Linked DNA regions of Homo sapiens: region 2 is linked to region 1. Evidence: chromatin loops called from intact Hi-C (ENCODE). Cell type or tissue: Calu3. All regions are shown on one strand. Links, peaks and the distances in the headings refer to the core of each region. The heading gives the core; the rest is flanking DNA.

What was found. Hi-C counts contacts between places; a loop is a spot of excess contacts. Peaks named below come from ENCODE experiments on the same cell type or tissue, not always from the same donor. Only the 100,000 strongest peaks of a DNase experiment are listed, where the experiment ranks them.
Region 2: a loop joins it to region 1, with 3 times the contacts of the local background. A loop is called at or near these places in 25 of 110 quality-filtered maps.

Annotation. Positions count from the first base shown.
Region 1 is chr20:5,926,861-5,943,119 of GRCh38, reverse strand. It overlaps TRMT6 (tRNA methyltransferase 6 non-catalytic subunit), which reads left to right. Exons shown (of 11, transcript NM_015939.5): 7 at 334-692; 8 at 1,084-1,169; 9 at 1,775-1,877; 10 at 1,981-2,067; 11 at 4,394-5,892. The coding sequence ends at 4,585. It also overlaps the pseudogene KANK1P1. Among named protein-coding and RNA genes, the nearest start is that of TRMT6, 16 kb to the left of the region's middle. RefSeq lists silencers at 2,999-3,187, 9,123-9,172. In Calu3, for the core only: no CTCF peak of the experiment used is centred there; no DNase peak of the experiment used is centred there.
Region 2 is chr20:5,560,926-5,577,184 of GRCh38, reverse strand. GPCPD1 (glycerophosphocholine phosphodiesterase 1) reads left to right here. Exons shown (of 20, transcript NM_019593.5): 9 at 1,207-1,369; 10 at 1,640-1,772; 11 at 3,216-3,270; 12 at 6,946-7,038; 13 at 9,625-9,702; 14 at 10,413-10,452; 15 at 12,107-12,168; 16 at 15,655-15,720. Among named protein-coding and RNA genes, the nearest start is that of GPCPD1, 42 kb to the left of the region's middle. In Calu3, for the core only: no CTCF peak of the experiment used is centred there; a DNase peak (open chromatin) is centred at 7,934.

The DNA.
Region 1 (16,259 bases), core at 4,717-12,716:
GTAACTGCTCCATTTGAGGATCGGAGTGAGGGGAAGCAGAGTCCGTCACCAATCATGTGACATCCAAATTTGCAGACACAGGGTTTTACAATAGTATCAAGTGGGGATAAGCTTCTTTGAGTCTTCCTGCTATCTGCTTTAGAATTATATTACCTCCATTGGTAATACTCATAGACTCCAAACAGACTCCCTGAGGAGCTGCACCATCCTTCAGCCTCTGAATAAAGTACTAATAGAAAGACCTTCAGTCTCATTACTGTGGAGGACTCACTGAGGGTTTACGTAGTCTAGAGTCACTCCACGGGCAGATGTTTGTTTCTTTTATCTGTTCAGGTTTTGGCTCCATTATTCAGCTATACCCTGGAGGAGGACCTGTTCGGGCAGCAACAGCATGTTTTGGATTTCCCAAATCTTTTCTCAGTGGTCTTTATGAATTCCCTCTCAACAAAGTGGACAGTCTTCTACATGGAACATTTTCTGCCAAGATGTTATCTTCAGAGCCAAAAGACAGTGCTTTGGTTGAAGAAAGTAATGGCACACTGGAGGAAAAACAGGCTTCTGAACAAGAGAATGAAGACAGCATGGCAGAGGCCCCAGAGAGCAACCACCCAGAAGACCAGGAAACAATGGAAACAATTTCTCAAGATCCAGAACATAAGGGGCCTAAAGAGAGAGGAAGCAAAAAAGATTATGTAAGGATGCCAAGAGTCCCCACCACCCCCATAATCTCAGTCCCTCAGTTAACTTCAGTTAAGTCATGAGATTTAGTTTGGCTTTGGTGTATTAGCTCCCAAGATGATAACTATCAAAACAGAGAACGAGTGTGTGTACATGTATACAAACGTGTGATTCGGTCTTCGGGATGGAGCTTTAGGATACAGAAGCGTTGCATAGATAGCTTAATCATGGTTTTTATAGTATATAGGCTTTCTTGTGTATTTGCAACTTCCTTATAAACAACCTGCTTCTATTGGTTTAGTCCAAGTTGATAAATATTGTTGAAATGTTTTGACAGGCCAGAGCATTTCCATAAATTTGACTGAAAGACCCCAGTACATTGATTTCTTATTTTTCTTTTTGAAGATTCAGGAAAAACAGAGGAGACAAGAAGAGCAGAGGAAAAGACATTTAGAGGCTGCCGCTCTGCTGAGTGAAAGAAACGCAGATGGGTGCGTTGATGGAAGAAGGCAGGAGACTCCTCAGTGCATGTGGGCTCTGCTTCAGACAGATTGGCATTCTCTTTCTCCTTGTCTGCTTTGACTCTAGTGGGACCCGAGATGAGGATTTTGTCTTGGGGGTTTTTTTAAAGAAAGGAGGCTGAGGCTGGCAGGGGTGGGGAATTGATGATGCTGGTTTCAGGGTTTCAGAAGAAATTGAATCTTCTCCATCACTGCATCAAGATGGGCCCTGTGGTCCCACTGGATGCAGGGGATGGGGCACTCAAATGCTGCGATACAGGCTATAACAGATATCCACAAAGCAGCTTATGCAGTGTTGGATTTGTTTCCAGGTGATTTTTTTTAAAAAATCAAGAATGTCATTAAATGCGACTTAGAGTTGCCAAGTACCACAAGAGCTTCTAACCTAGTTCGCGTTTCCTAGAAAGAAATAGCTCATGATTGTATTCTGTTTTGGATTTCTAGAATGTTATATTTAAATCTCTTCTCTTTGTGAGTCATGCAAATTAAATACATGATCATTTTAAATGCATTTTAAAACCTGTGCTCCACTTTGAGGGTGTAGAGAAATAATTTGTCTGGCATTTTCCTTACAGTTTAATTGTAGCTAGTCGTTTCCACCCCACTCCCCTGCTGCTGTCTTTGCTGGACTTTGTGGCCCCTTCAAGGCCGTTTGTGGTCTACTGTCAGTACAAAGAGGTAATACTGGAATGGAATGGGCAGGAATTCTTATGTCTGAATGTTGATTCTTAAACTGCATCCCAGGAAGTAGTTCTTAACAGAATTCTGTTGTTGTCTGCAGCCTCTGTTGGAATGCTACACAAAACTGCGGGAGAGGGGAGGGGTCATCAACCTCAGGCTGTCTGAAACCTGGCTCAGAAATTATCAGGTACGTGTTCTTACAGCCAGTCCCAAGAGCTGCCCTCCCGAGACTTGACTTTCCTTGCAGTAGTACTAGAAGTCATTAAATAGAGTTATCTCAGCCAGGCACAGTGGCTTATGCCTGTAATCCCAGCACTTTGGGAGGCCAAGGCAGGCAGATCGCTTGAGCCCAGGAGTTCAAGACCAGCTTGGGCAACATGGTGAAACCCTGTCTCTACAAAAAAAAATACATAAATTGGCTGGGCATGACCCTGTATCTACAAAAAATATAAAAATCAGTCGAGCATGGTGGCAGGTGCCTGTAGTCCCAGCTACTCAGGAGCTGAGGTGGAAAGATTGCTTGAACCCTGGAGGTCGAGGCTGCAGTGAGCCGAGATCCCACCACTGCACTCCAGCCTGGGTGACAGAGTAAGACCCTCTCTCAAAAACAAAACAAAATAAAAATAGAGATGTCTCTGTTTCTTTCTACAGGGATGGAGATTTCTCATGGCTGTTACTCAGAGAATATGCCCCTGACTTTTTGTGACCCTTTTTTTCTCTTGTTATGTCAGAATATATTACTCTGTAACTCTGCCCTAAAGGCATTTAAAATGCAAACCATTATGGTTCTTATTTCCCCAAGGCCTCAGTATCACTGTGGATGATGTAATTGACAATAGCAAAATTCCCAGGTGGATGAGAAACTGGCCCTTTCCTCTCTGCCAGGATGTTTTTGCAGCAAGTTTTCAGGATTTACTGGTGGGCTCTGTGTCAGTTCAGGTCTTCTGGAAGACATATGCTAAGATGGAAGTTGAAGTGTAAGAGATTTATTGAGGGAAATGCCTTAGAAAGATAAGGGGAGAGGGAGCAAGATTGGTGGTGCAGGTTGATGCCTGGGCAAGGAGCGGGTAGAGAAAGGAGGATGGTAGGAAGAGCCTGCAGTGCTGCTCTGGAGAAAGTCTCCATGAGGCTGATGGCGAGCCCAAGTGGAAAGATCGCCATTCAAGGAGCCCTGTGTTAAGCAGAAATGCTCCAGCTCTGGTACCCATGCTCAGTTACTGACTGGAAGCAACCCATGGCCTCCCTCGGTATGAATGCTGCAGTGGATCCCAAAGGAGCGGCAGCTGGAGGTGTTCTACTGCCTGAATGCCTCTCAGCTGTTCCCTCATGAAGGGAGATCTGAGGGGAGCACCTCCATGCTGCCGTAGGCCCCGTCTCATTGCTTGGTGTCTTACCATACTGTAGTGGGGATGCTATTGAGCCTTGGGTAACCCTGCCCTTTGTGGAGGTTGTCTGTCTTGGCTAAGGTTACAGGAGAAAGAGGAGAGAAGTTGCCTTGGCAGAGTTAACAGGGTAGCGGGGAAGGGAGGTTTGGAGTGTAGTACATTCAGTAGCAACTTCTCCATAGACCCAAGCTCCATTATTGGCCATGAAGCTTCCTGAAGCCAGGAGAAAGAAAGCTATATGCACAGTTCTAGAGTACTGCCAAGACCATTACCCATTCTCCGCCAGAAACATGCTTCAGTTTCTAGATAAACCTGGGCTGAACTGAAAACTGCTTCAGTTCTTTTTCTTCTCTTTTTTTTTTTTTTTTCATTTTTGAGACAGAGTCTCGCTCTGTCGCCCAGGTGGGGTGCAGTGGCGCGATCTTGGCTCACTGCAACCTCTGCCTCCCGGGTTCAAGCAATTCTCCTGCCTCAGCCTCCCGAGTAGCTGGCATTACAGCTGTGTGCCACCACGCCTGGCTAATTTTTGTATTTTTAGTAGAGATGGGGTTTCACCATGTTAGCCAGGCTGATCTCAAACTCCTGACCTTGTGATCCACCTGCCTCAGCATCCCAAAGTGCTGGGATTACAGGCGTGAGCCACCATTCCCGGCCAGTTTTATTTTTCAAAAGAAAATCAATTAAACCAATTTCTACACTTTTCTTTGCATTGTAATGTGAAGAAATTAGTCCTTAGAAGTTGGTCCATTTAAAGCCTGGTGCCGTGGCTCGTATCTGTAATCCCAGCACTTTGGAAAGCCAAAGTGGGAGGTTCACTTGAGGCCAGGAGTTCGAGGTTACAGTGAGCCAAAATCTCACTACTGCACTCCAGCCTGAGGAACAGTGAGACCCTGCCTCTTAAAAAGAAAGAGAGAGAGAGAAAGGAAGGAAGGGAGGGAGGAAGGAAGGGAAGGAAGGAAGGAAGGGAGAGAGGGAGGGAGGGAGGGAAAAGAAAAGAAAGAAAAAAAAATGTCCATTTAAATCATCAAGAGAACCTGTGTTGTTTAAATTCTGATTTTTGGTATATGTGTTGTTAGCATGGACTTTATTGTCTTAGGAAAGCATGAATGTCTTTTCTGTCTTGATTAGGTTTTGCCAGATCGAAGTCATCCTAAACTGCTGATGAGTGGAGGTGGGGGTTATCTTCTCTCCGGCTTCACCGTTGCCATGGACAACCTTAAAGCAGACACCAGCCTCAAATCTAATGCAAGCACTTTAGAATCACACGAGACTGAGGAGCCTGCAGCTAAAAAACGAAAATGCCCAGAGTCTGACTCTTAACCCTTTTGAGAATTGCTCTGAATTTTGTTCTCAGGCATTATACAGTTAGTAATTAAACTTTAAATGCCATTACTACTTGTTTTTTCATATCCCAAGAATAAGAACATGTCTATGTACCCGTTTCTAGGAAGGAGGAGTATATGCCTTTTGTCTATTTCTGACACAGATGCATTTGGTCTGTCAAAACTGCAACCATGGGGTATGTAGTATGACCAACTGCATTTAACAAAACTCCTCTAAGTACTTCTAAATATTCTGTGCAAATATCTTGAGAACTTCAACATCCTAAAAATGTGTTTCTACAAGACTTTATATTTTAAGCTAAGTGGAATAATACAACGTAACTAAAACATGGCGGGTACCGAAAGGAGGGCAATTCATGGAAGAAATTTCCTCTGTTCATTCCGTTCTCTTCAACCTAAGCAATATGGATGTGTGAGTGTGTGATTTATTATGGTACCAAAAATGTCCACCTTCTTTCCTGCAGCGGAATAAGCTTTTTTGAAATGCTGAGGTTTTATTTTAATAGTTGACAACCTGGGAAAGTTCTGAGTATTTATTTTACTGCTCTTTTTTGTGCATAGAAAGGTTTAGTAGGGTACTTTTTTGCATTAATTTGCCAATACTCTTATTCTTTGTTCTAAATAAAGTGACTAGAATTTTTGTGTACTATTCAATTAAAGGAAACAAATGTCTTTTCCCCCTCTATGGTCTTATGGATACACATTTGCACACACACACATATGTATATAGATGTTGGTATATATACACACATATATTTATATATACACAGATATATACATACACATGCAAGTGGAGACATAGATTGTACCACCTGTATGAATATGTATGTACACATGGGGACAGAAAGAGTGTGCAGTCTATTTGAACTGTATCAAAGTCTTGTGCAGGACTTAGACCAATTCTCATTGTATTAGTGTCATTCCTTGTCAAATGTCCCTAAAGTGCCTTTCTTGATTATTAATGCTGAAGAACTCTGTCATGATTAGATGGTTACCCTTTCTAAGCTCTGAAAAACTCTAATCATTTGATCATGTGCTGTAGCAAAGAAAGTGTTTAGAATCAGCCAAGGCTCTTGTTCATTTGAGAGATTGAGTCTTGCTCACTGGAACATGGTCATCGTTTGCGTTGCTCCTGTCATAGAATAGGCCTGTATCATACAGCAAGGAACATCTCAGAAAAAAAATTTTTTTTCCAAATAGCATGTGCTATGCCAATGTGATTACTAAGTACAATTTTGAGTCCTTTATCCTAATTGCTATTAAAGAATAAAAATGTCGGCCGGGCACAGTGGCTCATGCCTGTAATCCCAACACTTTGGGAGGCCCAGGCAGGCGGATCACCTGAGGTCAGGGGTTCAAGATCAGCCTGACAAACATGTTGAAACCCCATCTCTACTAAAAATTAGAAAATTAGCCATGCGTGGTGGCTAACGCCTGTAATCCCAGCTACTTGGGAGGCTGAGGCAGGAGAACCGCTTGAACCCGGGAGGCAGAGGTTGCAGTGAGCCGACATCACGCCATTGCACTCCAGCCTGGGCGACGAGTGAAACTGTCTCAAAAAATAAATAAAAATGAAAATGTTTCCTACTGTGATTCTTCTAACAGTGATGCAGTCAGTGATGTCCTGTGGGCTTTCGGCCGATTGTGACGTGGTCTGTCTATTGTAGAGGACATGCCTGGATTGGCACCTCACGGAGTGTGTTGCAAGCTGGTGTCACACACACATGTAGCTAATCAAGTTTGGACAAGGAGAACAGAAAACTGCATAGATTAGAATCAGTAGTGGCTGGTCTCCTGGTTACTGGTTTGCAAGTTGCATTCCGTTCCCTAAATCTTTTCTCTTGAGTTTCTTGAGCAAGGGGTCTGGGGTCTGAGCTACCAAGGCCCTGCATGCTCATGTTACCTTGTGAACTCATCTTACCAATGCCAACAGCATAAGTTAATCTGTATTTTTTTTTTTTCTCATTCATATAGTTTACTTAATCTGCGTACAGATGATTGAATTCTGTGGTTTGCAAACTTAGCATTGGAAAACTTAGATTCCCCTGGAGGGCTTGGTAAGCAGAGGCCACTGGGCCCTCCACCCCACAGAATAAGATTTCAGTACTTCTGGAGTGGTACAGAGCATTTGCATTTCAAGTAGTTTCCAGGTGATATTGGTGCTGTTGGTCCAGGAACCGCCCACTGGGAACCACGACTGTGTGCATGCACATCATGGGTACAGCTAAATACAGGATGTTTTTGTCTTGTGTTTAAAATGGACATTCACCTTTGGAGCAGATGAACGGATAATTTTATGATTTTTGGACATCCAGCCACCAGAGGAGTTATGTAGAATAGCACTTTAATGAATGGCAATCAAGAAGTCAAAGACAAAAATCATTCTGTAACATCCATCCTGTTCCTCCACTGGACTAGGGTACTTGGCAATATAGCATGGCACCCATTACAGGGCATTTTTTAGCTTAAAGGTACACTCAAATTGTATGAAGCAAATACTGAGCAATCATTCATGCATTGGTTGTATATTGAAAAGCCAAAAATAGCCTTTTCTCAATACATAGTGAAGCTTTGGGAAAAAAAAATGGAGTGTTTGCATGTTGTTTTAAAGTGTTGGTTGTAAGTATTGCAAGAACAGTACTAAATACTAAAACGCATGTCCTAAAAATCCATGATCAGGATTCACTTTATCCTGATTTTGTAATGCCTTTAAGTGCAGTGCTAGAAAGGAACAGAGTGTATCTAATAACTTGAAATATGATGTTGCCTCTAGGCTAGTATTAATTTTTGTAAAAAGGATTATAATTTTCCTTGAACTTAACTATGTAGCACAGGTCAGATGGTGAGAGAGGTAAGTCCCTGAATAGCTACTTAAAAAGCAACCAGTAACCTTTCAACTACCGTATTAACCTTTACTAGGCACCCACAGCTATCTGAGTTTTTATGAGAAAGGGCAAGATCTTTGAAGCATAGGAAATGAATATCATACTCTACCCACTCCTTTTGGAAGGCCCTTTTTACAGTTCTATTAATAACCTGGGGCTTTTTTGTTTTTGTTTTTTTTTTTTTTTACTCTTAGCTGAGATATCATTAAAACAAGACTGGAAAGATTTTGACATTTCATTTTTGCTTTGACAGGTAACAAGGTGCTGTGGATATTTTGTTTTGAAAGAGGGGTAGGTCAATCTGTTGGATGTTTGGTCTACATAGTGTTATAATTCTAAGCCAACAAACTTTAAAGAGTGGAGAAATTAATCCAGGGGAAATGATAGCAGGCATTCTTTTGCCTTTTGGGAATACTTTTCCTTAATCAAATGCTTAGGTGGGTAGTGACCTCTCAGTGCTCTCCTGTCACCTGTGAGTGACACAAAATAGGAGCTATAAACTAGATTAAATTAAATTAAATAATTATATAGACCAGACTTGGTGGCTCACACCTGTAATCCCAGCCCTTTGGGAGACCAAGGAGGGTGGCTCACTTGAGGTCAGGAGTTTGAGACCAGCCTGGCCAACATGGTGAAACCCCTTCTCTACTAAAAATACAAAAATTAGCTGGGTGTGGTGGCGGCACCTGTAATCCCAGCTAGTTGGGAGGCTGAGGCAGGAGAATCACTTGAACCTAGGAGGCAGAGGTTGCAGTGAGCTGAGATCACACCACTGCACTCCAGCCTGGGCATCAGAGTGAGACTCTGTCATTCATAAATAAATAAATAAAGTCATATGGTGACAGATTCAAGAAAGGAGATAAAAATAAGAAAGAATATGATTAATTTAAATCAGCGGGCAGCAAATCTGGCCCACTACAAGTTTTTTGTATGGCCTGTAACGAAAGATTTTTACATTTTTAAGTGGTTGAAGCGGAAAAGTAAAAAAAATAAAAATAAAAAATAAAATAAATTTGTGACATGGGAAAATTACATGAAATTCAAACTGAAGTTTTATTGGAACGCAGCCACTCTCAATTTGTTTATGTATTGTCAATGGCTGCTTTCACACTGTGGCAAAGTTGAATAATTGTGATAGAGCCCATATGGTCTCAAAGCCTAAAATACACGCTCTCTGGGCCTTTGTGAAAAACTTTGCTGATCACTGATTTCAGTGGCGTGATGAGACGGATTGTGGCACTGGTGGAAACGGGAGAGCAGCCCTTTGGAGCAGCCACAGTGGGAAGCAGGTTTGGTGTGGGCAGCAAGCAACAATGGACAGTAGTGTGACATCCAGAGCTCCTTCTCGGTCCGCTGGACCTATCAGCAGTGTCTGACACCGTCCATCCCTCTCCTTGCCAGGCTTTTCCTCCCTTGGCTTCTAGAACACCACTCTCTCCTGGTTTCCCTCCTACCTCTCCAGCCTTTCTTTCTGTATCTCTCTTACTGGTTCTTCCTCATCTCTGAAACTTCTAAACATTGGCATGCCTCAGGGCTCAGCACTTGCACTTCTTCCTTTTCTTGTCTACACTAACTCCCTAGGGTGTTTGGAGGATTTGGGGACTGATCAAAGAGAAAGACATGACCATGAGATGGCAGCAGCACACACATATTTTATTGGTGATGGTGACACTCTGACAGGTTTGCATAGGGGTAGGGGGATGTCCCTTAGAGCAAGAGTCTGTGCAAAGAGCACACACTACAGGTGTTGCTACTCAGAAGGAGAGGAGGAAAGGCAAGGATACCCCCGAGGGAGGGGAGAGTCAGAAACAAGGCTTATGTGTCTAGGTGGTGTTGCACAGCAGTACAGAGGGGAGTCTCTGGGTCAGAGAGCTCCGAAGGACAGGGACGGCTTGAGGTTTGTGTTTTTGTTTTTGGCTTTATTTTTCTGAGACAGGGTCTCACTCTGTCACCCAGGCTGGAGAGCAGTGGCATGATCTCAGTTCACTGCAACCTCCACCTCCCAGGCTCAAGTGATCCTCCCACCTCAGCCTCCCAAGTAGCTGGGACTACAGGCGCATGCCACCACATATAGCTAATTTTTGTATTTTTAGTAGAGACAGGGTTTCATTACATTGCCCAGGCTGGTCTTGAACTCCTGAGCTCAAGCGATCTGCCTGCCTCGGCCTCCCAAAGTGCTGGGATTAACATCGCACTTAAGGTCTTATAACCACAAGGCTCTATGTTATCAATGGCCAACAGATGCTGGGTATAGTTTCACCGGGTATGTACCAGCAAGGCCCTGAATGGCTAAAAATTGGCATAAAATTTGTTTAAAATAATTGGATGTGTAAAAATTTGAGTTTGGCTTCTGCAGTAATCAGTGTCAGCCTGCAATGAAGAAATAAACAATCTATGAGCCAATAAACAGAGGCCATCTTTCACTCATTTATATAACTCTAGGTGATCTCACCCAGTTTTAAGGCTTTAAATACCGTCTCTATGATGATGACTCCCACATGCAGTCTTCAACACAGGCCTTTTCCTCCAGCACTGGCTCATATACCCAGCTCAACACCTCTGCTGGGTATCTATTCACGTCTCAAACTTAACAAGTTCAAATCTGAGCTCCCCATCTCTACCCTTCCAAACCAGTCCCTCCTGCAGTCTCCCCATCTGTTTTCCCAGATGCTCAGGCCTAAAGCCTTGGTATTCTCCTCTCATTCCCTCATGCCACACCAAAACCAGCAGCCCTACGTGTCAGCTCTGTCTCCAGAATAGATCTAGAATTCTACCACTTCTCCCCATTCCCAGTGCCACCACCTTGGACCCTGCCATCACAATGACCCACCAGGGTCATTACAGTGCCCTCCTTATTGGTTTCTGTGTTTCTGCCTTCACTTCCCCTACAGCCATCACTCAACCCAGCAGCCAGTGTTGTTATAAACATAAAGCAAATCCTATCAGTCATCCGTTGAGAACTCTCCAATTGTAAAACAAAAGTCCTTACCAGGACCTACAGAGAGCCCTGCGTGACCTGGCCCCTGCTGCCTCTCTAAGCTCACCTCCTACGACAGTCTCCCACTCTGGCCTCTTGTTCTTCTTCAAACATGCCAAACACATTCCTGACCCAGGGCCTTTGCACCTACTATTCCCTCTGCCTGAAATGTCCTTGCCCCAGGTGTCCACATGGCTCACACCCTTTCTTTAGGTCTTTCATCAACAGATACTTTCTCAGTGAAGCCTGTCATATATGTGAGTGTCAGGATCCTGGACTGCAGAATTGTAATTACTGCAATTAATTAATTATTTCAGCACCTGAAATCTCCTGATTATATTATGTGTTTGTTGTTCGTTTGTTTGTTTTGAGACAGAGTTTCGCTCTTGTTGCCTAGGCTGGAGTGCAGTGGCACGATCTCAGCTCACTGCAACCTCCATCTCCTGGGTTCAAGTGATTCTCCTGCCTCAGCCTCCCGAGTAGCTGGGATTAGAGGCAACTGCCACTACACCCAGCTATTTTTTTGTATTTTTAGTAGAGTAGAGTTTCACCATGTTGACCAGGCTGATCTCCAACTCCCGACCTCAGGTGATCTGCCTGCCTCGACCTCCCAAAGTGCTGGGATTACAGGGGTGAACCACCCACCCGGCCTCCTGATTATACTATGTTTTACAGTGGCATGGTGTGTATTTTCATTTTGTAATAATAGGACCCTTTCTTTCCTCCTGTCCCAGCTCTGTGTTATAACTCCTTCTCGATAAACTTGTCATGATATTATAAATCATGACAATATATTCAAATAAGAAAATAAATCTAAAAGTTAAATTACAGGTGGCTGCATCTGCACACAGATTTGGAGGATGGGGCACTGAGGCCATTGTTTCTCATTGTATTAGATACCTAGGGCTGCCATAACAATGTGCCACAAGCTGAGTGGCTTAAAACAACAGAAAAGTATTCTATTGCATATCTGGAGGCCAGAAGTCTGAAACTGAATTGTTGGCAGAGGCAGTGTTCCCTCTGACAGTTCTAGGGCAGAATCCTTCCTTGACCGTACCAGAAAAATCTGGTAACCCAGGCATTTCTTGGCTTGAAGAGGCATAGCTCCAGTCTCTGCCTCTGTCTCCACATGGTATTCTCCTCTGTGTGTGTGTTTGTCTCTGAATTTCCGTCTTCTTGTAAGGACACCAATAATACTAGAAACTCTAATGACCCCATCTTAACTGCGGAGACCTGATTTCCAAATAAGGTCACATTCATGGGTGCCAGTGGTTAAGACTTCTTCATTTTGGGGACAAAATTCAACCCATAATCCTCATTTATAAGCCTTTCAGGACTACTTAATGTTTTTACAATGGACATAAATTATTTTGATTAAAAGTGGGAAAAACAGTGGACTAGATTGTTCTTCACTTCTTCCTGAAGAAATGGTGACATCCCCAAGATCCTAATTGTACCGTCTGAGCAGCACGTATTGGGTGGGATTCTCTTGGATGTCTCCTTCATCTTTGATAGACCATCTACACCTTCACGTTTCCCTCCCCTGGGGTGTTTGCAAACTAAAATGAAAAGATGTACTAATGTGCAGAACCTCAACAAGGCAGATGCCAGGGGGAAGCTGGGGGGTGCCATATGCATTGCACTCTAGCTTCCAGCAGCTTTCCTCGTGAGCAGTGCCCAGTGTGTGAGTGTGTGTGTGTGTGTGTGAGATTTGCCAGGCTGGCATTTGGTGTATTGCTGGGTTTTATTTTCTCTCCTATAGACAGTAAATCATTTTTCACCTTGGGCCCCTGAATCTCTCTTTAGGAAAGGATTTTGTTTTCTGCTGGGCTGTGATAGGAAAAAAGGAAGAGACATTGTACTCTGTGCATGTGAGTACATGCTGAGCATTTCCCAGTATCTTGTATCAGGATATATTAAGACAAGGGGTTGCAAGTGCAGGTATACTATTTGGCATAATATAAGCCTTGACTTTGGATAGTTTCTTAGGTCAGGGTCCCCCAGGAGCAAACCCTGAGACAAGTATTTGAAAACAAGCAGTTTATATGAGAGATGATCCCAGGAAACACCAGCAGGGTCACCAGTGGGCAGTGGAAAAGGTAAAGGCAGCCAATAAAGGCTGCATTATTGGGCAGGTCACTGCTGTGGCACCTGGGGCATGATCCACAGAGGAAGTCTGGGAGGCAGTGCAGAATATGTGCCTCAGTGTCTCTCCACCTGAGGGGGGTGGGTGCTGGCCTGCTTTATTATGGGTTGAATTGTGTCCCCAGAAAAAAAACATGTTGAAGTCCCAACCCCTAATACATGTAAATGTGACCTGACTTGAAAATAGGGTGGTTGCAGATGTAATTAGTTAAGATGAGGTCATACTGGAGTAGGATGGGTCCTTAATTCAATATGACTGGTGTCCTGATGAAGAACACCATGTTAACAGACAGACTCACAGGGAGAGAGTGCCCATGTGCAGACAGAGGTGGCAGTGGGAGCTCTGCTGCCACAAGCCAAGGAAGGCCTGGAAGAAGCAAGGAATGAAGAAGCAAGGATGAAGCAAGAAACCAGGAAGAAGCAAGGAATGATCCTCCTCTACAGGCTTTGAAGGGAGCATGGCCTTGCCAGCACCTTGATTTTGGACTTCTGGCCTCCAAAACTGTAAGAGAATAAATTTCTCTTGTTTTAAGCCATCCGTTTTGTGGTGATTTGTTATGGCAGCCCCAGAAAACTAGTATGGTATGTATTTACCAACCCCCCTTGTCCACTATAAGAGCTACCTCCTCCAGCAGCCTTCCCCTCCTCACACCCCCATCACTGCCCTTTACAAACAGGCAGTCACAATCCCATGGCCAGAAAAAAAAAAAAATGCAGGCAGAGAGATAGCAAGAAACCTTCTAGAAGTGTGTGTCCAGGTTTAGAAAAATTTGCCATCAGATTTATAGCACTGATGGGCTCCCCATATGACAAAGCAGCAATGCTCCTGGAAAAGTATGTCACAGAGAGTTCATCTAAAAAGAATCTGGTTAAGTAGCACAGGCAATTCTTGACTTAGCCAAGAGGAGGAGAACCAGGTCTTCCTTGATGGATAAAAGTCCTACGTGATTTTAAGTCTTATTTTTGCCTCTGCTGGGGCTCGGCCCACACCATCCCAAAATATGACTGGAGGAGACCACAATGTGCCACCCAAAAATATACCTCTTTGGCATATTTCGAGCTGATTATTCAGAGAAACTACAGACACAGGAATGGCTCTAAAAAGCTGTCCTTTTTACAAGGAAATGTACATCTAGAAAGGAAATCTACATTAGTAAAGTATCTGTATCAGGAAGAAGGCTGCTCAGAGGTAGGGATCTCAGAAGGAAAGCTGGTCAGCAGCCAGGATGCCTTCCCCGCTCAGGAAAGGACATGGTCTCTAGTGAACCTGACAGACAACCAGATGGCCGCTGGCCTCCATATGCACAAACAATGAAAGTACACTGGAGCCCATTATGAAGAAGAAAGATGGTAACAAAGATTCAAATGGCATGAAAAAGAATCTTCAGTTTGTTGGCATTAATGGAGGTTATGCAACAACTTCAAGTGATGATTTTCACACAGATGAAAGCTCTTCTTCTGAGTCAGATGACGAGTGTGATGTCATTGAGTGTCATTGAGTAGTATCCTCTTGAAGAAGACGAGGATGAAGACACTTGGGGAATGGCCAAAGGGCACCATGCCATTAACATTGAAGGTTTCAAGTTGGCCAGGGTGGAAGATGAAATGCAGTTTCAAGAACGTGAACCTGAGAAGGTGAAAATCAGAGGGAGGTATAAATTAAGTGAAAAAATGTTGTCTGCTTGCAACTTACTGAAAAATAATATAAATGACCCCAAAGCTGTGACCAGCAAAGATATGAGGTTCTGTCTGAACACCCTCCAGCACAAGGGGTTCTGCGTGTCCAGTCAGAAGTTAGCCATTGCAGCCACCCTGGGAGACTACAGAGCTGCTTTTGAGGCTACCTCCCTGGATGCCCTCTACTAGGTCATCAACTTGGCAGATGGCAACAGCAACACAGCCCTCCATTACAGCATGTCCCACTCCAATTTTGAGATTGTGAAGCTGCTGTTGGACACCCACATGTGTAACGTGGATCACCAGAACAAGGGGCTATACCTTCATCATGCTGGCGGCCCTCGCAGCTGCGGAAGCAGAGGACATGCAGGTTGGGGAAGAACTCTGGCTGAAAGGTGAGCCTCAAAGCCAGTCAGCTGGGGCAGATGGCCCTCATGCTGCAGTCAGTTACTGTGCAGATCGGCATGGTGTATGGTCTGCCGGCCTGTGGGGCTCAGGTCAACCTCCAGGACGACAAGGGCTCCATGGTCCTCATTGTGCCAGCAAGCACGGGCACATGGAGATCATCAAGCTGCTGCTGGCCCAGCTGGGCTGCAACGTCCACCTGCAGGACAATGATGGCAGCACCATGCTCTCGATCGCCCTGGAAGTGGGGCACAAGGGCATCACTGTTCTTCTGTATGCCCACATCAGCTTTGCAAAAGCTCAGTCTCCGGGCACCCCTAGGCTTGGAATGAAGCCACAGAGTTTCATTTGATTGATTGTATGCAAATAGCCCTCCATTTTAATGCCACCATTAAGCTGCCAACTGTGCCTGTTGGAATGACAGACACTGAATGTATATGCATTGTGCCTGAGCTCACCAGCAAACAGAAGCATAAAGCCCAGGGCTAAAGACTGAAGCTTTCACAGTGCAGAGACTGCCAGCCTGGGCACACATGCCTCCTTTCTGGCCATCTTCTGTCTGCGTACGGTGCACTTTAACCTACTCTGTGTTGCTGTTGAGTCTCTGCTCTGTTATGTACAGCCATAGGGAATTGTGACCTGACCTGACCTGAATGGGCACCTTCTATTCCGTCTCTCCACTCCCAGACCACCACCACAGAGAAGTGTCAGGTTCTCATTGGCATCACGTTTTAAAATTTTTCCACAAATATTTATATTTACCAAATGTGGCACCATTAGAAAGCTCTTCCAAAATTCCATCCCAGCACAGTTTTGTTGATTTTTCTTGTATTATTTTAAAGTAAGAAAGTTGATCATCAGTAACTTCAGTCTGGGCTAGATAGAACTCTCAAAAACTATGAAACTTACAAAAGAAAATATTTTCATTTGGTTTCATCTAGGTAGATGTAAATATGACTTTTTTAAAAAAAAAGAGTATATGAAATTGGCACAGTATTTTCAACTTTTATATTTCATACTAATTAAAGACATGAAGAACTACATGTAACATTATCATATTTTTGTTAATAATTGCACAATTCTGTATCTAATGATAAAGGTTGAATTGTGTTAGAGGAATTGGCTATGTATTTGCCTCTAGAGAAATATAGTGTAGTTCTCTGTATTTATGGATTCCTTTATACTGTGTCACATTTACTTTGGTCCTACATGTATTTAAATATTTGAAGTGCCTTAGACTTTTGCCATATTTTCAAAATAAAATTTCATTAAGCTTTTAAAAAAAAAAAAAAAAGAAGGCTGCTGGATCACTTTGATTACCTGAGAGATTTTATCTGCATAACAACACAACCTTTATTTATCATACAATTCCTCCTGCTACCTTCCCATAACTGTGTCCCCCAGGAACCCCAAGCCCCCTATTCTCTTCTGTAGCTCAGGATGCTATAAAAACTTCAATCATCTGGCCCTTCTGAGTCTTCTATTGTGTGGGACTCCTGGGCCTATGCATGTAATTAAAATGTTTTTTTCTCCTGTTAATCTGCCTACGGTCAGTTTATTCC
Region 2 (16,259 bases), core at 4,845-12,844, 370 kb after region 1:
GCTGAGGCAGGAGAATTGCTTGAACCTGGGAGGCGGAGGTTGCAGTGAGCCAAGATCACACCACTGCACTCCAGCCTGAGTGACAGAGCAAGACTCCATCTCAGAAAAAAAAAAAAAAACAAAAAAAAAAACAACTTTTTTTTTGTTGTTGAGATGGGGTCTTTGTTGCCCAGGCTGGTCTTGAACTCCTGGGCTCAAGCGATCCTCCTGCCTCGGCCCCTCAAAGTGCTGAGATTGCAGGTGTGAGCCTCTGCTCCTGGCCTGAACATTTTCTTGTTGCTTCCTTTTAATAAACCTACCTTTTAATAAATTATATCTTGAATGTCCTACCTTCCCTTTACTTTGTTTAACATTTTTTGTAATAGTGTTTTGTTCATAGACTAGGCTGATAAAATATCCAGTGTAATCTCAAAGTGAGTATAGTATTTGGTTTCCTAGAGAGTTCCTATCCCATGTGACACTTGTGTAGAAACATTTTTAGAGAATATGTTAAAAATTCACTACAAATATATCTTAGTCTTACAACAACATAAAAGTGATTAGAAATTTTCGAGCAGTGCTTATACTGAATGAGACTCTCTCAAAAAAATATATATTTTAAAATGTACAAAGAAAATGTATTTAATCATAGAGAAGCCATCAAGTCACATGAATATAAATTTGATTGTATCTCTTATCAGTTCTACCCCAGAGATTCTCAGTTGACTTTGTGAGCTTTTTGATCTTTAAATTGAAAATGTTGAATTTTTTTTTTTTTTTTTTTTTGAGATGGAGTGTTGCTCTGTTGTCCAGGCTGGAGTGCAGTGGTACGATCTCAGCTTACCACAGCCTCCACCTCCCGGGTTCAAGTGTTTCTCCTGCATTAGCCTCCCGAGTAGCTGGGACTACTGGCATGCGCCACCATCCCCGGCTAATTTTTTGTATTTTTAGTAGAAACGGGGTTTCACTATGTTAGCCAGACTAGTATCAAACTCCTGACCTTGTGATCTGCCTGCGTCAGCATCCCAAAGTGCTGGGATTACAGACGTGAGCCACTGACCCCGGCCGAAAATACTGAAGTTTTTATGAAAAAAAAAATATATATATACACATTTCATATATAGGAGATATGTGTGTGTGTGTCTGTGTGTGTGTGTGTGTGTGTATATGTATGTATGTAATGTAGAAGTTTAAAAATTAAGATTATTTTAAATCTCATTTTTTCAGGAAGATCTCAGTGAGCACGTAGTTCAGGGTGATGCCCTTCCTGGACATGTGGGTACAGCTTGTCTCTTATCATCCACCATTGCTGAGAGTGGAAAGAGTGCTGGAATTCTTACTCTTCCCATCATGAGCAGAAATTCCCGGAAAACAATAGGCAAAGTGAGAGGTAAGGTTGAAGACACTGCCAAATAACCCAAGGTTAAGTTAGAATTTTAATTAGTTTCAAATTAAGTATTTGATAATGATAAAGATGAAATTAATAATTTGCTTTAGTATCAATTTAAGGAGCATGTCTGTTACATTTTGAATCTTGTTTTTTTTTCCGTTTGACAGAAACTGATAAAGCTGACTTGAGTGGTATTTAAATATAATGTAGCTCATAATGGCCCTTTTAATCATTTTTATTTTTGTTCCTCCCTCTTTTTTCCTATGAAAGTTGACTATATAATTATTAAGCCATTACCAGGATACAGTTGTGACATGAAATCTTCATTTTCCAAGTATTGGAAGCCAAGAATACCATTGGATGTTGGCCATCGAGGTGCAGGAAACTCTACAACAACTGCCCAGTAAGTTGAATATTTGAGTAGGATTAGCATTTGGTGTAGCTTATGTTCGGTAGAGTTACACTGGTTTTCTCAGCAAAGGTCAAATGATGTTTTTATTATTTACCAAGGGAATTTAGTGTAATTTGGTAATTGGGGTTAGAGACCAACCTTAAGATTCTGGTCAGTTTTTTAATATATCTACTGAATTGATAAGGAGGAAGACATTAAAAGTAGAAAGGCAGGAAGGAAAGCTTGGTGCAGAAAGCTTTGGGAGCATCAGTGTGTGTGTCTGTGTCATGGTCCTTACTTTTGACGTGTTGCCCTCTCTGAGTCTGAGTTTCCGCATCTATAAAATGCAAAGATTTGGACAACATTATCCCAAGTCTAGAAAAGTGTGACTAAACTCAAGGAATATTAGTTAACTTGGACCTCAACGAAAGATGCTCTGTCTTCTCAACAGACATTAGATTGTAGCCTGGAATAGTTGTCTTCCCCTTCTACTTTTGTAAGTTTATTTAATTACCAGTGCGATAGCTCATGCCACAGATTTTCTACTGTAAATTTTAATCCCTCCCCATTTTATTTTAAAGTGATGCTGTGGAGATCATTAGGATTTTTTAATTTTAAGGTCTATAAAAAAATAACTATTTAAGGAAGAAGCACCCTCACCTGCCCCCACCTTTTTTATTTGTTTGTTTTTGAGACAGAGTCTCTGTCGTTCAGGCTGGAGTGCAGTGGCACATTCTTGGCTCACTGCAGCCTTAATTTCCGGAGCTCAAGCCATTCTCCCACCTCAGTCTCCCCAGTGTCTGGAACCACAGGCACGTGGTACCATGCCCAGCTATTTTTTTGGTATTTTTCTGTAGAGACCGGGTCTCACCTTGTTGCCCAGGCCAGTCTTGAACTCCTGAGCTCAAGTGATCTGCCTGCCTCAGCCTCCCAAAGTGCTGGGGTTACAGGCGTGAGCCACCGCAACTTCTCAGGCCCCATCTTAAACAATACATTTTCCCCCTTTCTGTTCTTATTATGAATAGAGTTTCCATACTTCTATCCTGTGTGTGTGTCAGTTGTTTCTCATTCCCCCACAGTCTGCCAGTATTAAGTCCTTTGGAGGCTGTATTGCAAGGAGCAGGTTTCTATGTCTCTATTTCTTCTGCCATTGAAAAGGATTGTTTTTATTGATCACTTTACATGTCTCCAAGAAAAAAGTCCATGGTACAAGGCAAGTGCATGTTGTGTTGGCCATGTCGGTATTCAGCTTGTAAATATCTATCATTGTCAGAGCTTGCATTTAAGGAATAAATTCCTAGTCACAGCCATAGTCATATTTTGGGGATGTCAAAACTGGCCTCAGAATACAGAATAAGTACCATTTCCCATTGTTGAAAGTACACTTTGCTTCTTTATTACATTTGTTTCTTTATCTTCTCTATAGTCTATGTTAACTGTATTTCTTCTTTTCAGGCTGGCTAAAGTTCAAGAAAATACTATTGCTTCTTTAAGAAATGCTGCTAGTCATGTAAGTAACCTTTAAACAACTTTAGACTGCTGAGGTAGAGAAATATGGATCAGGGAGTCTCCTCCAGTTTTTATTAATAGTTAGGGGAATATCTCTTGGCATTTATATTCAGATCCATGGTGAAGATCGGAATGAAGACAATAGAACCATAAGCATCTTTTCTTTTTTTTTGAGACAGGGTCTTGTTCTGTCACCTGGGCCTGGAATGCAGTGGTGCGAACATGGCTCACTGCAGCCTCAACCTCCTGGGCTCAGGCATTCCTCCCACCTCAGCCTCCGTAGTAGTGGGACTAGAGGCATGTGCCACCATGCCTGGCTAATTTTTAAATTTTTTTCTCTTTTGTAGATTCAGGGTCTCACTATGTTGCTCAGGCTTGTTTCAAACTCCTGGGCTCAAATCTTTCTAAAGGCATTTTTTCCAAAGTGAGTATCTGAATAAGCACATTATTCAGGTAGTGAAAACCAATGCTTAGTGGGAACTTTCTTTTGTCTCAATTACTCAAAATTTATTATCTCAAAAAAGAATGCTGGCTGGGCACAGTGGCTGATGCCTGTAATCCCAGCACTTTGGGAGGCCGAGATGGGCAGATCACCTGAGGTTGGGAGTTCAAGACCAGCCTGGCCAACATGGTGAAACCCAGCCTGTACTAAAAATACAAAAAATTAACCTGGCATGGTGGCCCGCGCCTGTTATCCCAGCTACTTGGGAGACTGAGGCAATTCAAGAATTGCTTGAATCTGGGAGGTGGAGGTTGCTGTGAGCTGAGATCATGCCACCGTTTTCCAGCCTGGATGACAGAGTGAGACTCAGTCTCAAAAAAAAAAAAAGAAGGAAAGATTTGATGGTGATTTTATGTAACACTTGAAAGAAGTGTATCAGCTGAGTGTGGTGGCTCATACCTATAGTCCCACCTACTTGGGAGTCTGAGGCTGGAGCTTTGCTGGAGCCCAGGAGTTTGAGGCTACAATGAGCTATGATCCGTCCAGTGCACTCCAGCCTGGGTGACAGAATTGGACTCTATCTCTTTTAAAAAATAAATAAATAAAAAAGTATCAGTTTCCACCCTTGCATACCAACTTGTCTTCCTTAACTCCTTATTTTTTTTTTTAATCCAGTTAGAGTCTGTTTTTTAGCTGTTAGTATTTTCAGCAACTGCAACTTGGACATTTTTAATCAATAACCTGAGATTTTTCTCCCCTATTCCTCTGTACTTGTCTGGACCGCCTCACATTCCAAAGTGAAACTAGGGGGAAAATGGAGGAACATCTCATTTTTTAATTTCCACTTTTTCCACAGTGTACTCCATATGCCCTCAACTTTGCCTTGTAAAAAATAGTTCGGGAAGTAAACTTGGTTAGTCAGTGTTTAGCTTTATTACTTATATGAACTAACATCTATTCTAAGGTGTACTTTTAAAATATTTTAGCCTCTTGGAAATTGGAATGGGTTTACAACTTAGCTTTGAGTCATAATTTAATTGACAGCTTATTTCCCCCTCTTAGTGGTATATAAAATAATGCATTTTAAAATTCATGACATCTTGAATTGATCATAATTTTAATGTTTAAAATGTTAGTAGATTGTTTTATCTTTCTGTTGAAAATATGATATTTATTAATATTATTAGGCTATAGTTTATAATTAATTTGGAACCAGTTTTACTGTCATAGCTAGTCTAAACATCATTTCATTAGCTATAAACGTGATGGCTTCGTCACCCAGGCTGGAGTGCAGTGGCAGGATCATAGCTCACTATAGCCTCAACCTCCTGGGCTCAAATGATCCTCCTGCTTTGGCCTCTCAAGTAGCTGGGACCACAGGCATGTGTCATCATACCTGGCTAATTGTTGTATTTTTTGTAGAGACGGGATCTCACTATGTTGCTCAGACTGGTTTCGAACTTGTGGGCTCAAGCGATCCCCTCACTTGGCCTCCCTAAGTGCTAAGATTACAGGCATGAACCATCATGCCGGTGTGATGACCCTGTTAAATTTTTTTTTTTTTTGAGATGGAGTTTTGTTCTGTCACTCAGGCTGGAGTGCAGTGGCATGATCTTGGTTCACTGCAACCTCCACCTCCTAGGTTCAAGCGATTCTCCAGTTTCAGCCTCCCGAGTAGCTGAGATTACAGGCGTTTGCCACCATGCCCAGCTAATTTTTGTAATTTTAGTAGAGATGGGGTTTCGCCATGTTGGCCAGGCTGGTCTTGAACTTCTTACCTCAGGTGATCTGACTGCCTCAGCCTCCCAAAGTGCTGGCATTATAGGCGTGAGCCACTGCACCCTGCCAATAATTTTTAGATATGTGCTTTTTGAGAGAGGATTTCATTAAGCCTTTTTCTTCCATATTCTAATGAAATCCTTTATAACTCACAGGGATCACATTTTCAGATGTGTTATTTTAATTATTATTGGCTTATTTTAATGTTAAATACATATCTATGAAGATGTTTCGGTCTGTTATTGGCTTATTACTTAAACCTCATGATGAATTTTGGGATTAAGTTTTGTCTTCTACTAAAATTATTTTCTATAAGGATTATGGTTGTCTAAAACCAAAAAAATTAGAAAGCTACAACTTAAAATGTTTAATAGTTAGAACTACTTGGGAATGGTAGGGTTTGTCCTCTTTGGTAGAAAGGGTTTTGGTATTGTCTTGTTTAAAATAAGAGGTGCTAAGTTTCCCGCTTCGGAAGTCTGCAAGGAAGTAGGCTTCCTCGCCAGACTCTTGAACTCCTTTGACTCTAGTCTGTGATCCATGTGTATTCCCAAGTTGAGTTCTACCCCTTGACAATTTAGAGCCAGTGTAAGGGGTAGAAATGCACCCATCTTTTCAGTAAAGTAGTGTTACAGAATTTTCAAACCTTGCTTCCTTCTATCGCAGCTGGCCTTTCAGAAAAGGTACATATTTGTATGTCAGTTTATGACATACAGACTTTAACTGAATTAATTCATAGGGGTGAGTGGATCTGCCTTTTTCTTTCTTTCTTTCTTTTTTTCTTTAAATTAATTTCAGTCCTGCTCCTTCTGTGTGGATCTGCTTTTTAGAAATTTGGCTTTAACTATAATTCATGTCTTCCTCATTTGTTTGGCTTTCATTAGGAAACCGGACATGAGCATCATCTTTTTCCTGTTTCTGTTGTCTCTGTCTGTTCATCAGCAGTTATGGCTTCCTCTTTCATTCCGTACTGACATTTTGCTGAGAAAGGCTGTACAGTGGACTGCTCAGGTGCCCTAAGGAGCCGAGCTAAGGCACTTTGCAGCTTATTCCTTCCCTCACTGAATCTTTCATGTTAGCTGTGCAGCTAAGGTTTGCAGGGGCAGTGGGCAGCAATGTGTGGGATCCCTGAGCTTGGGGCTTTTGTTGGGTTCCTTTTCTGCCAATAGCAGTTGCAGAAGTAACAGCCCCGAAGGCTGTCTCACTGCCACTGCGGTGCCTCTGAGTGTTTTGAAGTGAATCTGTGTCCGTTTTTTTTTTTTTTTTTTTTTGCCAGGAAAAAGTAGCTGTGCTTTTGCAAAAGAGAAAACCCATTGTTTTAAGAGAATACATTACTTTTTAGAAAAAGTTTGTACAGGTCTGTAATTTTATAGTGAACAAAAATTTCTTACGTTCTTGCAGTTTGAGAGGTACTGTGTACCAGGCAATGTTTTTCAAATACTTGCTTCCTTCTGTCAGGGTGCAGCCTTTGTAGAATTTGACGTACACCTTTCAAAGGACTTTGTGCCCGTGGTATATCATGATCTTACCTGTTGTTTGACTATGAAAAAGGTACGTTGAAATTTCTTCATTTCAAACTCTTAATGTTAAGTAAAAGGTTTAAAAACTAGGAAGTTTTTTTATATTTTTAATTACTTATTAAATAGAATTGGTTAATTCATTTTCTTGGTGAATTACTGCCAGTCCTTCCCTCTCATGCTCTTGCAACATTGAGACAGTGATGAGTTGGGAATACTGCCTTCCTAGAGTAGGGTCTCTATTGCTGAAAATACTTTATTATGTTACAAAAAAGGGACATTCCAGGTGGTTTCTGTAGCGGTCTGTCTATGCTACTATATTGAGGCAAGAGAGGAAGATATCATAGTGTTTGTTTTCTAGGATTCCAGCTGTTTCTGCTTCAAGCTTCTTCAATTAATAAGGCTAGTGAGCCACAGTGAAAAATTCAAAAAGAGGTTTGGAGTTAGATGGTGGAGGGCCTCAGTGAAGAGGTTTAGACTCAAGAACTAGGGGGGTAGGAAATACTTTTTAGCTGAAAAGGGAAATGTTCAAGACTAATGTTTTGGTAGCTGATGAAATAGGAATTTCAGAGGACAGAGACTGCAGGCAGGGCGAGCAGCAATGTGGGCTACAGGAAAGGTAAGCCTGAATTGGAGTAGGGGACCAGAAGAATGGAGAAGAGGGCATAATGGCGGGGGGGGATCCAGAATGAGATTTAAAAACTTACATAGCTGTAAAAAAACTGTAATTGTTTTTGTACAAACATAATCATGATAATGATATAGTCCCTAAACGTCAGTATACTATGTAACCAAGTGATTTCTCGGGGACTTAGACTCTAAAACTGTGTTGGGTATTAATTTCCAACTGAGTTGATTTAAAGTTAGTCTAGTTGGCTAGCATCACTGTACCAGATACTGTCTGTTGTATTAAAGAGTGTGACAAAGACCCTGGCACCACCTGCTGGTGAATTTTAATCAGAGTTCCTAGGGGTTGGATTATTATGATGTATATATTATGTATAGGAAAGGACCCTTTTGTTTCTGCGAAATGGTATTAGGAGAAAGAAGGAAGAAAGGAAGGAAGGGGAGGGGAGGGGAGGAAGGGAGGAAAGGAAGGAGGTGCATCTATTCAGATTACATGAGTAGAGTGACCAAACACATGGAACAGGTTGTTTTAGTCATGGAAGAACATTAATGAAAAGATAAATGAGAAAGAGTGAAGTGATAAATGATCTTATTAGCCAAGATTGAGATTAATTGATCTAGCTGCAATTTATTTATTTATTTATTTGAGACCGAGTCTCGCTCTGTTGCCTAGGCTGGAGTGCAGTGATGTGATCTTGGCTCAACCTCCACCTCCTGGGTTCAAGCGATTCTCCTGCCTCAGCCTCCTAAGTAGCTAGGACTGCAGACTCCTAAGTAGCTGGACCAAGCCCAACTAATTTTTGTATTTTTTAGTAGAGACGGGGCTTCACCATGTTGGCCAGGCTGGTCTCAAACTCTTGACCTCAGGTGATCCGCCCATCTCAGCCTCCCAAAGTGCTGGGATTACAGATGTGAGCCACTGCACCCGGCCAAGCTACAGTTTACTTCTGAAAATCAATGAGAGTTCAAATATTACTAATGCCCCATTTTCACCAGGCTATATCTTGATCTGAAGTTGAACCTGAATGAGTTAATTGAGAAATGAAAGCAATGAACTTTTATACTGAATTTTGATTTTTAAGCTGGTGTTTTTCTTATAAAAACAATTCATCTTCATTAGAAAAAAAAAAAGTATTTCAGAAGATTATGAAATGAGAAATAAATCTTTCCTGTTTTTCCTTGTTCTTACTGTCTTACTTTTAATAGTTTCTTGTGTATTCCAGAAAAACTTTATGCATGTACAGGTTCATACCAATGCATATGAATGAATATATATGTGATGGATTTTAGTATATATATATACTAAGTATATATATATATATACTAAGTATATTTGTTGGACAGATGATTTATTGGTGATACCTTAATTCATTTCCTGTAGAAGTGCCTTCAACAGAGTGACATTGATCATTTGATAGACATTAAAACCTAATACAACAGATTTGCTTGTGGGGGAAACATGGTAGCTCAGAGTGCTTAAGTATTATGGTTTATAGCTAATCAGACAATTTTTTCATGACATTTGGTGTGTCTGCTGTTTTTAATCAGATGTTTAAAAGTCTTCGAAAAGATTAGAAACTTACAGAAATAAATTTTATATAGTACTTTCATATTGATTTCTAGTCACGTAGTATGGATAAGTATCAAAGAAAATGTATAGACAGCATAACAGGAAGTAGGGGAGATGACTGACTTCTGGTTCTATCCTCAGCTGTCTTCAGCGCTACAGCTTTCTGCCAGCTGCATTTTCCTTCCAGGTATTCTACACTGCAATAAAAATGAAAGCCAGAATATAAGGGCTGGGAGGTGGTGTTAGGTTAGAAGGGCTGTCCTGCATGGGCTCAGTATGGCTACTAACAGTTATTCTCATTGTTGAGTAAATAGAGTTGCTAGGCCTGTCTAGTGTAAGCATTCAGTAATAATTTAGGGCTTACTTTTCTCTTAATTTTCTTTATTCTTTCTTTTTCTTTCTTTCTTTTTTTTTTTTTTTTAGAAATTTGATGCTGATCCAGTTGAATTATTTGAAATTCCAGTAAAAGAATTAACATTTGACCAACTCCAGTTGTTAAAGGTAGTAATAATAACATGAAATGTAAATTATCCCTTAGCTTTAGGACTATTGTACTTGCTTGTATATGGTTATGTTCTCTTTGCACATGGGGATGACTGTTAAATTTAATGTGTAGACTATGTGCTTTGGTATTCTGTTCTGTTTGGGAGAAGGGTTCTGTATCGATCCAGCTGTCTTCTCCAACCATTTCCATGGACCCCACTGGTTTTTGTATTTATGAAGGAACGAACTAGACCATAAGTTTTTGTAGGCCATAGTGGCTAGCCCTTCTCATTCATAATCTTTAGGTTGCTTCTGTTCTGCAGTAGCCCTTCTTCATATAATGGTCATTATTTTACAATAGGCCTTTTATGCAATAGTTGGTAAATATATGTTAATTTCCAATACCTTTGAATATTTTGTATCATGTAATTTTACATGGTACCTCTTCCTGTCCCTATTAGGAACCTAAATAAATGCATGATTCCCTATTAACAGTTATCTAGTGAAGAATTTTTATATTCTTCCCTAATTGAGTATTTGATCATTATCTTAAATGTGTATGCACATATAAAATATATATAGTGGCTAGTGCTTATTCTTATTAAACTGATAGTTCTACGTTTTATAGGCTTTTTTATCTTGCTAGTTTTTCAGGATATTTTCTGTTAACCATCTCTTCATAAGCTAAGGCTTCCTTTCTGATTTCATTTTGTTTGTGTGCTTTCTAGCTCACTCATGTGACTGCACTGAAATCTAAGGATCGGAAAGGTATGTACCAATATGGAAACACTGTTTTCCTTTTGTAGTTAGCATTAATAGGATTTTTAAAATCGATTTTAGCACATACTTGATACTTGGTCATTTTTATGAGTATAATACTGGGCCTTCTAAATGTAATTTTATAGTTCGGAAATGAATTTGCATTTGTTTTCTACTAAATATATATCATGTGTATAGTAACCATTGCATTGCTTTTCTTAGCTTGATGATCAAAGTGTTAATACTTATCAATCTTTCCAAACATTCTTAACCATTACAAAGTAGAAAGTAAATCAACTATAGAATCCGGCTACAGGGTCAATTTGAACCAGCTCTTCATTTACCTGTTATGACCGTGGGCAAGCTTTGTCCTGCCTACCACATCCCTTTATAATTTCACTTCACTTTTCTACTCCCATAGAAATTAATGGCTGTGCCATTCATATGAGGCTTATTGTATTCATTTTAAATCCTTTATTTTCATATATGTCCTGTCTTTTCAACTAGAGTGTTAGCCCCTCAGGGGTAGGAAAATGTTTTTATATTCCCAGAGACTGATGGTGCTGTACATATAGTAGGTGTACTATAGATATAGGTGTTTATCTGTAATTGTGATAACCATACAGTTTTAATATCTTTATAAAGATTGTGAAGTGCTTAAGACCAAAGATTATCCCCACCCAGAGCATAAACGTAACTATATAGGCTTATAGATATTTTATGAGTCTTAGTAATAAAATGAATTTTACCTTTAGTTTATTCTGCTGGAAAATTATACATGATTTTGTCTTTGAATTTGTAATACAGGTTTTGTATGTGTGTTTTTAAGAAAAACTTGATATTTTAATTTTTTCCACTTTTGGAAAATAATTCTTTTTTTTAGTCTATATTGATTAATTGATAATAACAAAAGCACAATAGTTGCTGTATATTCTCTTAATTTGTAATTTCTGAGCTGATTTTAGTATTTCAAATAGTAGTCTTAGCAAAATCACACAACTCTTAATTCTCTGGAGAAATAGCAAAATCACAGCTTGTGACTACTTTTTAAAGAGTAGTACTTTAGTACAAATTTTATAAGAAAATAATCACTCTTGGGTCTACAGACTGGTGTCTATTAATCGTTGCAAACTGGTTTTCATGATGCTTATTTAGAAAATGGGTTTTTGATGTTTAATACATACAAGAGCCTTTAAAAAATACTATATATAGGGGCTGGACACGGTGGCTCACTCCTGTAATCCCAGCAGTTTTGGAAGCCAAGTTGGGAGAATTGCTTGAGGCCAGGAGTTCAAGATCAGCCTGAGCAACTAGACCTCATTTCTACAAAAAAATTTTTAAAATGAGCTGGATGTGGTAGTGCATGTCTATGGGCATAGCTACTCGGGAGTCTGAGGCTGGAGGATCAATGCTTGAGCCTGCTTGAGTTTGAGGCTACATTGAGCAATGATCATTCCACTGTGTTCCAGCCTAGATGACAGAGTGAGACCCTACCTCTATTAAAAAAAAAAAAAGGGATCTCAGAGTTACTTATGCTCTCGCGCTTGCTCACACACACACTCTCTCTCTCTTTCCCTGTTTTTTTTGGCACTAAGGATTTAAGAAAGCTCTTAGTGATATAGTGGCATTTTATTTACTGAGATTTTGTGTTTTAAAATTTCAGAATCTGTGGTTCAGGAGGAAAATTCCTTTTCAGAAAATCAGCCATTTCCTTCTCTTAAGATGGTAAGTTATTGAGGAAAACCAAGGCAAGGCTATCATTAACTTTGTCATGTATGAATAATTTACTTTTGTTTCTTAAAAGGATCCTAAAAAGGCTGTGTTAAAGACAATGTTAATATGAATTTATCATCATTGGTGCCTTTTAGAGAAGATACTTTGTGTGTTTGTGTGTGTGTGTGTGAGTGACAATCCCACTTTGACATCTAGGCTGAGTGCAGTGGCGTGATCAGGGCTCACTGCAGCCTCAACTTCCTTGGCTCAAGCGATCCTCCCACCTCACTCAGTCTCTCAAATAGCTGGAACTGCAGTTGTGCACCACCATGCCTGGCTAATTTTTTTATTTTTTTGTAGAGATGGTCTCACCTTGTTGCGCAGGCTGGTCTCAAGGGAATTCAAACCTCTGGACTTACGCTGTCCCCCAGCCTCAGCCTCCCCAAGGGTTGAGAATACAGGCATGAGCCAACACACCCAGCCAATAAGATTCATTCTTGTGTAGTATACTTGTGCTACTTTTTTTCTTTCCCCAAGAGTAACTTCTATTCAAATAAATAAAAATTCCCATCTCAGTATGGTAATTTGGTAAGAGTAGCAAATCCATATATTTCTGTTTATAAATGGGAAGGAGAGGGCACAGGTATAGGAGTTAGAGAAAGGTGATGGTGGGAGAGGCAGTTTTTGGTTTTTTTTTTTTAACAATATTTTAAACTGTTCCTTAGTTTTGAGAGGGAAGCGAGTTTCTTCAACCAAAGAAAATAAGTGCCCCTCTTACTTAAGATGATATTGAAATTTCAGAAATTCACTCTGAAAAAATAGATCTTCACACAAAAACTAGCATGAAGACTTAAAAACTAGATACAATTTAATACGGGAACACCCTTGACAGCATCAGGAAAGCCCACACAGATGCCAAGGAGATGCTGGCTCTGCTTTTGTTCCACCGACTCCAGTTTCTAAATTCTGGTCTTTCTCGTTGTCTTTTTCTGCTCGTGTCAGGTATAGTAGATTTCTTAGGCAAAAATAGGTAGTTTTAGTTTACTATTATGTGGAAATTCTTATTTGGGGAGTGGAGCTTATTAGCTTAATGGGTTTTATCTACTGTATTAGCTACTTGCTAACACGTGCATGGAAATGTGTGTGTGATTTAGAAAGGAGAGAAGTGACCATAATGAAGATTTTGTTAAAATATTTAGGTATGTATTTCTTGAGGGGTTCATAAAACAATCTAAATCATTAAAATCTCAGTGGTTAAAGGTAAATTAAGTATTGATTATTCATTCTGCAAAAAGGATGCTAAAAGAGAGCCCCTGCAATGAACATTATCCTAGTGCATTTAAAACATCATTTTTGGCGGGACATGGTGGCTCATTCCTGTAATCCCAGCACTTTGGGAGGCCAGGGCAGGCAGACAGTTTAAGCTCAGGAGGTTGAGGCTGCAGTGAGCTGTGATTGTGCCACTGCACTCCAGCCTGGGCAACAGAGAGAGATCCTGTCTCAAAAATAAATAAATAAGTAAAATGTAATTTGTATAACTTTTAAGGTACTTATGAAGCCCATCTAAGTAAGATCATTTCTTCTAATTCAATTTTCTAAAATCATTTGTGTTTTAGAAATCTCATGATTCCCAGGAAAAAAATTTTAAATTGTGATACAGGTTTGACAGCCTTTTAGTCAAATAAGTTAAAACACACACGCAAACTCATTTACTCACTTTGCCATTATAATTCAATCACAAAGAAATTTTGGCCAGGCGTGGTGGCTTACGCCTGTAATCCCAGCACTTTGGGAGGCCGAGGCAGGTGGATCACGAGGTCAGGGGATCAAGATCATCCTGGCTAACATGTGAAACCCCGTCTCTATTAAAAATAAAAAATTAGCCTGGTGTGGTGGCGGGTGCCTGTAGTCCCAGCTACTCGGGAGGCTGAGGCAGCAGAATGGCGTGAACTCAGGAGGCGGAGCTTGCAGTGAGCCGAGATCGCGCCACTGCACTCCAGCCTGGATGACAGAGCGAGACTCCGTCTCAAAAAAAAAAAAAAGAAATTTTAACGCCAAAATAATACCAAATATAATCTCATTATATAGACACTTTTCTGGCAAATTTGCCTTTTAGCAATCTCAACACTAATATATTGTCCTAGTCTTTCTCATTTTGCATTAGTCCAGCAAAAATATGACAGATACGTTAAATAAGTCTTTAGATATAGGAGAAAATTAAAAAAGTCCCACACAAAATTGAATACAAACTGTTTTAGATGCTGTACTTTACATGCAGCTGGTTAAGAGTAGGCCCAGAGCTAGATGCCAGGTCACCAGACTCCTGGGCTGTGTTCTTACCACTATATTATTCTGTTTGTATGCATTTATTTGCTGTTAAAAATTAAATACCATATGTGCTATACATGTTCTTTGATACCTAAAATTTTGAAGTATCTAAAATAATCTGCCGGGCACAGTGGCTCACGCCTGTAATCCCAGCACTTCTGGAGGCCAAGGCAGGTGGATCACCTGAGGTCAGGAGTTTCAGACTGGCCTAGTCAACATGGTGAAACCCATCACTACTAAAATACAAAAAATTAGCCAGGCGTGGTGGCAGGCACCTGTAATCCCAGCTACTTGGGAGGCTGAGGCAGGAGAATTGCTTGAACCCCAGAGGTGGAGGTTGCAGTGAACTGAGATTGTGCCACTGTGCTCCAGCCTGGGTGACAGAGTGAGACTATGCCTCAAAAATAATAATAATATAACATAATCTCTGTCAAATTCATTTTGCCCTGAGCATATTTATGTATATGTCTGGGCTTCATGTTTGTTTAAGACTGAACAAGTCCGTTCTTTGGAGGTTACTAACCAAGTTTCATATTTTCAATGTCATTTTCTAGTTAAAACTGCCAAAATAATCTGATGGCAAAGTGTCTAGATAATTTAGTTTAGATACACTGATAGCATTTGTCATTTATATAAATTATAACTTTTTTGATTTATGAGCTGTAGCATAATGTTTTCATTTTGGGGATACATCTTTTCAGGAAGTTATGGGATTTGTTTAGCATCATCACCTTCAAAACAATCTAAACATCATGGTTTTTCATAGATTTTAGGCAAGTAGATTGACATCCCCAAATGCAGTGTAGAATACATGACAAATGTCTTGAATTCATGATGTTGCCTATTGTGTTAGAGTTCACTTTGGATGTTTACTAGTAATGGCGAAAAGGATTTGAGGTTAAGGACCATCTTTGTGTTTGTCAGTTATCACAGACAGTGCCTGAGACTCCTGCTTTTGCTGCTTAATTTCTTTTGACCTTATTTAACATAATCATCTACCAGGTTGTCACTTTGAGTATGACAAAATATGTTTGTGCATTATGCACAAAACATTTTATTGCTACTAATGATAAATTCTTATTATTTTTAGTAATAATTGTATTTTTTTTGTTTTCTTATTCTGCTATCCATCTCATCAAAAACAAAATTTACCAACAAACAAAACTGTAGGTTTTAGAGTCTTTGCCAGAAGATGTAGGGTTTAACATTGAAATAAAATGGATCTGCCAGCAAAGGGTAAGTAATTCTCTATGCAGCACATTCTATACTCTCTATGCCTATCTAAAAAATTCTTTCATTCCTGTCTTTGTATTTTAATGGAATAAGCTAAATTGAAATCTCATTGTGGCTTCCTCCACCAAGCACAATGCTTATTGGACCCTTTAAATAAAACATATCTTGCATTCATGCTAGTATGTGAGTATTTCAAATTAATGATGAATATTGTAGAAATTTCAGTTTACATGTGTCTTGTGTGAACAATATGGTGGTTTTGGGGAGATACTTATAAAGTGGATAGTCACATCTCTTGGATTTAGTTTTTACTTTCTTATTCCCATATAAGAATGTTTTAAATAATTTTCTAAGCAGTTTTCTGTTGTTAACAGTAGCTAGTAATAATTATTCAGGAAAAAAATTTCTGCAATTGTTTTAAATCACTTACAAATTTAGTCATTTTTTTGTTCAACAAATATTTTTTGAAAAGCTGCTATGGACCAGGCATTTTCCAAGTGCTCGGGACAAGTAGTCCACAAAAGAGAATAAGGCCTTGTCTT